Linked DNA regions of Mus musculus: region 2 is linked to region 1. The links are chromatin loops, found by intact Hi-C in ENCODE. Cell type or tissue: heart. All regions are shown on one strand. Links, peaks and the distances in the headings refer to the core of each region. The heading gives the core; the rest is flanking DNA.

Region 1 (2,908 bases), core at 299-2,798:
TTGAAACTATTCTTACTGTTAATGTATACAATAGAGATTTAATCCTGTGGCCTTACGCCCTACCTCTGTCTCAAACAATTATGGAGAGATGGTTCAGCTGATTAGAGCACTTGCTGCTTTTGCTCCAGGATCAATCCCAGGACCTATGTGTGCACCAGGTAAAGATGTGGGGTGTGGGGTGTAGTGTGTGTGTGTGTGTGTGTGTGTGTGTGTGTGTGTGTGTATGCGCATACATGCAGGCAAAACATTCATTCATACACATAAGTCTAAAAATATTTTGATAGTTTATTTTTCTTTTATGTACATTGGTGTTTGCCTGTATTCATGAGAGTCAGCTCCCCTGGAACAGGAGTTACAGACAGCTGTGACCTGCCATGTGGGTGTTGAGAATTTAACCTGGATCCTCTGAGCAGCCAGTGCTCTTAACTGTTGAACCATCTCTCTAAGTCCCTACAAATATTTTTACATAAAAAGCTGCATATGTTGAATCCCAGTGGCCACTTCAACCTGAATCTTACTTTAAATCTTTAAAAAAAAAAGAAAAAGATCTTGCCGGTCCTTAGGAAACAATATCATATACAGATTTTAAAAAACAAAAACAAATCAAAAAACCCCTTTGGCTTTCCTTTTCCAAGGTTAAAGTAAAACTTCACCATGATGCTGATAAAATAAAAAGGCATAACCTCATACACATCTAATAACAAGCAGTGAAATACAGGGACTAGATGAATTTCTCAAGCTTTCCAAACACTTGTCTACCCTACAATGAGAGCTAGTCAGTCAGTGTGTCTTAGAAGCTGCATTTGTGTATGGGTGTCTCTAGCAAATGGAGGCAGTCCACACAGGAGTAAAGAGGCTGGGAATATAGCTTAGTGATGAAACATTCACTTAGCATGTATTGAGCCCTGGGTTCAATCACAAGTGCCAAAAAAATTTTAAAAAGCAGATAAATAAAAACTAAGATAAAAGCCACATAAAAAACTAATAAAACTTTCTGCAACAGCCACATTCTCACCAATGCTCACATTTGCTTCTATGCCACCCTCACAGCCCTCTTCAACAAACCCATCTCGATGAAAAGTCCCACTGTTGGGCTTCCAGGCAGGTATACAACTGGGAGCTAAGGGTGCATGCAGAATGTCACTGCTGAGGGCATCCCAACATACTCCAACAACACTCCAGACTCTCCTCGCTACATCCATTATGTACTCAGTATTTATACACTGTAAACACACACAAAAACACGTATGTGTGAATACCATAAGAGCAATCCTCCCTAAATCTGCAGTCCCCACCCTCATGTGGTCACATTTCAAGGTAAGGATCATTACTTCTAACAGGAACCACATACATTAGCCTTGCAACATGTAGTCTGTGGTTAAGGACTACTTAATAATTAGTGATAAGAAAAAAAAGGAGATTTTCTTTATGAGAGTATTTTGCAGTAAACAATTTAACAAAAGCTAATTATACATCTGTAGCCATTAGATTTGATTATATACTAGATTACGTCAATTTTGTAATGTTCTCTTTGATATAATACTAACTAGAAAGAGTGCCTAAAACAAAGTTGGGTAATTGGCAACACTTGCTAAGATGCTAAGTTATACAGTTTCCAAAGATCCTTAAAAACTTACACTAATGCCCTCTGGTGGCAAACCTGAGTTCTGCTACCACTGTCATGAATTCATAAAGGAGCCAGTGACCAACACTGGGAAAGGAACACTGTGAGCACTAGGAAGTGCCTGTGGCAGGACAGCACAGATGAGCACTGTGCTAATTACGATTCACTCACAGGGAGGACAGGGAAGATCCAGCAAATATTTCAAAGTCATATGAGGATTCACAACAAATACTGTTTGGGTATCTATGACAAAATGCTTTGATTCTTCTATGTCCCTCACTACGTGAGTTTACAAAAGGCAATGTTTCGGATCCAAAAGCTCTAAACCACACAACACAACAGTACCATTCAGTGGGTTTTTTGCAAAAAATAGTTTACTGTTATAATCAGATCCCATACAGCAAAAGGATAAAACTCTGTATGGTCTCCACACACACACACACACAGGTACGTACGTAAGTATGCAGGTTTTTGGAAGTTACAAGAAAAGATGCTAAGTTATCATAAAAGAACAGTTTCTTGTTATATACTCCATGCCTCCCTCTCCCCCCCCCCAAAAAAAAGCTATGGGCAAAGCTGAATGTGAGGGTAAGACAAATCTACAGAACAAAAGTCTTTGCATTCCTAGGATAAAGGGGGGGGGGGGAGCAGCCTCAGAGACCAAAAGATCTCACTATTTTCTTTTTGTTTCAAGTTTTACTGCTGTTTATGTAGTCTCAGACAAGAGTCAATAGTCTATATACATGCCAAACACCCATACATTAAATAAACAAATGCTATATTTAAACAACAAAAAACCTTCACTGTTCCTTAGCAGATAAAAAAAACTAGGGAGAATCATTGTAAGTTTGAGCCAGCCTAGTCTACATGAGTTCTAGCACAGCCAGAGAGACAGACAGACAGACAGACAGACAGACTGACTTTGACTGGTTTCAGGGTAAATAATTTCTGAGATCTCAGATCAAAACTAAAACCCAATCCTCTACCAAATGAATGTTTCTGTATACCTCGACAAACTAAAGCTACACTGAGGTAACCTTTAATCCTATAACTAGTCAGTCTCAAGTCTTCCTCAGAACAACACATAAGACACTAGTGAATTTTAAAAATGGCTTACATTAAAGCTATGCAAATAAGGAAGTACCCTGGCCAGTAGGCCGGCATTCAGGAGGCAGGTAGAGGGAGGCACTTCTCTTTGAGTTTGAGAAAAGCTTGAGCTATGCAGGATCCCAGGACAGCCATGGCTATAGAGAGACTGAATCTCAAAAAAAAAAAAAAAAAAAA
Region 2 (2,908 bases), core at 285-2,784, 76 kb after region 1:
ATAAAGATCCGCAGCCCCTAGTGTTTTACAAAGTTACAATGAGCAAAGGGTCAAAATGGTTTACTAAAAACCCTGAAGGAAGCTGCTTATCTTAAAAGGAGAGCCACATTAGTAACTTTTACACCAAAGCAAACAGCTCAAGCTACAATCCTACCTTCAGAAGTAACTGGCTTTAAAAACTGAACGCCCAAAAGCCCTCATAAATCATCTTAATAATCCCAGTAATTAATGGGGTGAGCAAAATGATCAAGTGTAACGAAGCGTTATCGTAATTTGCACAATGAAAACGAACAATCCTTCAAAGTTATGGTGGGGATAAAGCCTTCTCTGGTCATCTATGTGGGAGTTCCTCGCGATGTGGGAGGGGAGCTCTTGGGAAGAGGGGTGAGCTTCACTGGAGAAAAGTTACTGGAGTGTTCCTCCCTTAACGTGGGAGTGGTACTGACGAGTCAAACAAATGACCCATGTTTACCCACCGCGTTCGTGAGGACCGAAACTGTAGCACTGTGTAGCTATCTACATGTTTGTCCTACTACCTGCTGAAAGCCCCTTGGAGAGGGAAGCACACCAACACAGGGAGGATCAGAGAGGAAGAACACCCCCTCCTCAAGGGGGAGGAAAACACACACAAGCTCTCACAGAAACAAAAGGCCACAAGGAACCCAGGCGCTTAAAAAGCGATCCGAAACTTCCTGATGGTCACCTCTCCATATTTCAAGGCTTGCAAGATCGCCCACTCCCCCACCACCATGGGGGGCTCGCCCGAGGACCGTGGCCCACCGCCCGCTTTCTAAAGCCTTGTATTGTTCCTCCCTCGGCGCTGCCACGGAAGCTCCAGCCAAGTCCAAGGAGCCCGCGGGACCACAGAATCTCCACTCCGCGGCCACAAGAGAGGACCTGGGGCTGCTCAGATCCATCCAAAAAATAAATAAATAAATGCAGGGGAGGAAGGAAAAAAAAAAAAAAAGAAGCCGAGCCGAACGGCAACACCAACCTCTAGGGACTCCCGGCAGGGCCGAACGGAGGCACGGAGCCGCCGGCAGCCGCGGGCGAGCCGGGCCCCGGCCGCGGCCCGCTCCCCACCCCCTCCTCGCGGATAACAATAGGGCCTCGCTGCCGCCTCCCAAACACGTACGAGCGGAGCGAGCGCGGTGCCTCCGCCAGGCCCGGCGGCGTCTCTAAGCCCTTTCTCGCCCCGCCAACCGCTGCCAAACGCCAATACGAGAGGCGCATCGGCTCGCTGGGGGTTCGGAGCACGGTTTGGGGCCACCGGGGCGCGGATACTCACGGGCGGAGCGGTAGGATGAAGATGGATTCCGGCCCCCCGATCTTCGCTCGCCGGCGCTCTCGCTCCCCCTTACCTTTCACTCCGACAACATGGCGGCCCACTGGGGACTGGGCTGACGCGGTGCATCATGGGAGCGGCGCCGGCGCCGGCCCCAGCTCCGGCGGTGGCAGCGGCGTGTGCGGAGCGGGCGGGCGGGCGGGCGGCTCTGGAACAGGTTGCCCGGTTGCCATGCCAACGGCAGGGCCTGTGTGAACTCGGGGAAACTCGCAGGCCACACAACCGCTGTGCCCGCCCGCTGGGGCGAGCGCGCGCCGCCGCCGCGGAGGGAGCGGGGTGGGAGGCACGGGAGCGCGCACGGAGTGCCCGGGCTGCCGTGGGGGGGAGGGGACGCCAACCTGGGGCTGTGCCTGAACCTTGGCACAGCCTGGCCAGTGTCTGGGTTCGAACCCCTTCTAGCCCTCTGGCTCCTGGCCTTTTTGCATCTTTTCCTGCCTCGTTTCCCCAGTGTAACATACAAAAGAAAAGAGCAACAGAACGACCATGCTGATGGAGGGCAGGACCTCAACCTAATTTGCAGGATCTGGAGCGCAATGACAATGGCAGGACCCTTGTTCAAAGGTCATTAGAAATATCAAGATGGAAACTAAGCAAATTAAGCTGAGAACTAGAAGCCAGAGGTGTTTGCAAGCACTCCATTTCAGTTGATTGGTTGGTTGGTTTAAAGATGCATTTGTATGTGATTACACTGTCCTACCTTCAGACATACCAGAAGAGGGTGTCAGATCCCATTACAGATGGTTGTAAGCCACCATGTGGTTGCTGGGAATTGAACTCAGTACCTCTGGAAGAGCAGTCAGTGCTCTTAACCAATGAGCCCTCTCTCCAGCCCTGGTTTGGTTTTTATTGTGACAGGGTCTTTTGTTGTAGCTCTGGCTGGGCTGCTCTCTAACCTACTGAAATCCACCTGTCTCTGCCTTCAAGAACCGTTCAATTTTTTTTTTTTTTTTTTTTTTTTTTTTTAGGTTTTTTAGGCTTTTTAAATTCTTTTTGATTTTTCAAGACAGAGTTTCTCTGTGTAGCCCTGGCTGTTCTGGAACTCCCATTGTAAACCAGGCTGGCCTCAGAACTCACAGAGATATCCCCACCTCTGCCTCCTGAGTATTGGGATTAACAGCCTATGCCACCACCACCTCGCTTTTTTTTTTATTTCTGTTTTTGAGATAGGGTGTCATAGAGCCAGGCTGCCCTCAAACTCACTGTGTAGCTAAGGATTACCTTGACCCCCTGAGCCTACTTCCATACCTTCCTTCTGTTACTACAGACATACCAAATGTAGGACTTCACATATGCCAGGCAACACCCTACCAAACAACTGAGCTACATCCCCCCCCACCAGGTCTCGATATTCAAACTCAAGAACATACTCTATTCAGAAAGCCAGCTTGTAACCAGACCTGAAATTCCTTAACTGAACCTTCATTTCCCACACTGCTAACAATGCTTTGTGAAATCAAGTAGATAATGCATTTAGCTCCATCAGGCCAAGGCCCTGGACAGTACTGAATAGCCATAGTATGCAAGCACACAGGAGGAAGAAAGATGACAGATATGAGAAAATTA

The links. A loop is a pair of places that touch in the nucleus more often than their neighbours do. Peaks named below come from ENCODE experiments on the same cell type or tissue, not always from the same donor. Only the 100,000 strongest peaks of a DNase experiment are listed, where the experiment ranks them.
Region 2: it touches region 1 in a loop (2.7-fold over the local background); 3 of 42 quality-filtered maps call a loop at or near these places.

What each region holds. Positions count from the first base shown.
Region 1 is chr4:130,737,506-130,740,413 of GRCm38, reverse strand. The region is part of intron 7 of Pum1 (pumilio RNA-binding family member 1); the gene reads right to left. Among named protein-coding and RNA genes, the nearest start is that of Snord85, 11 kb to the left of the region's middle. In heart, for the core only: a CTCF peak has its summit at 1,655 (motif pointing left); no DNase peak of the experiment used is centred there.
Region 2 is chr4:130,661,848-130,664,755 of GRCm38, reverse strand. Pum1 (pumilio RNA-binding family member 1) reads right to left here and starts at 1,435. Exons shown (of 22, transcript NM_030722.3): 1 at 1,289-1,435. In heart, for the core only: no CTCF peak of the experiment used is centred there; DNase peaks (open chromatin) are centred at 675 and 1,505; H3K4me3 peaks cover 1,798 bases; H3K27ac peaks cover 1,744 bases.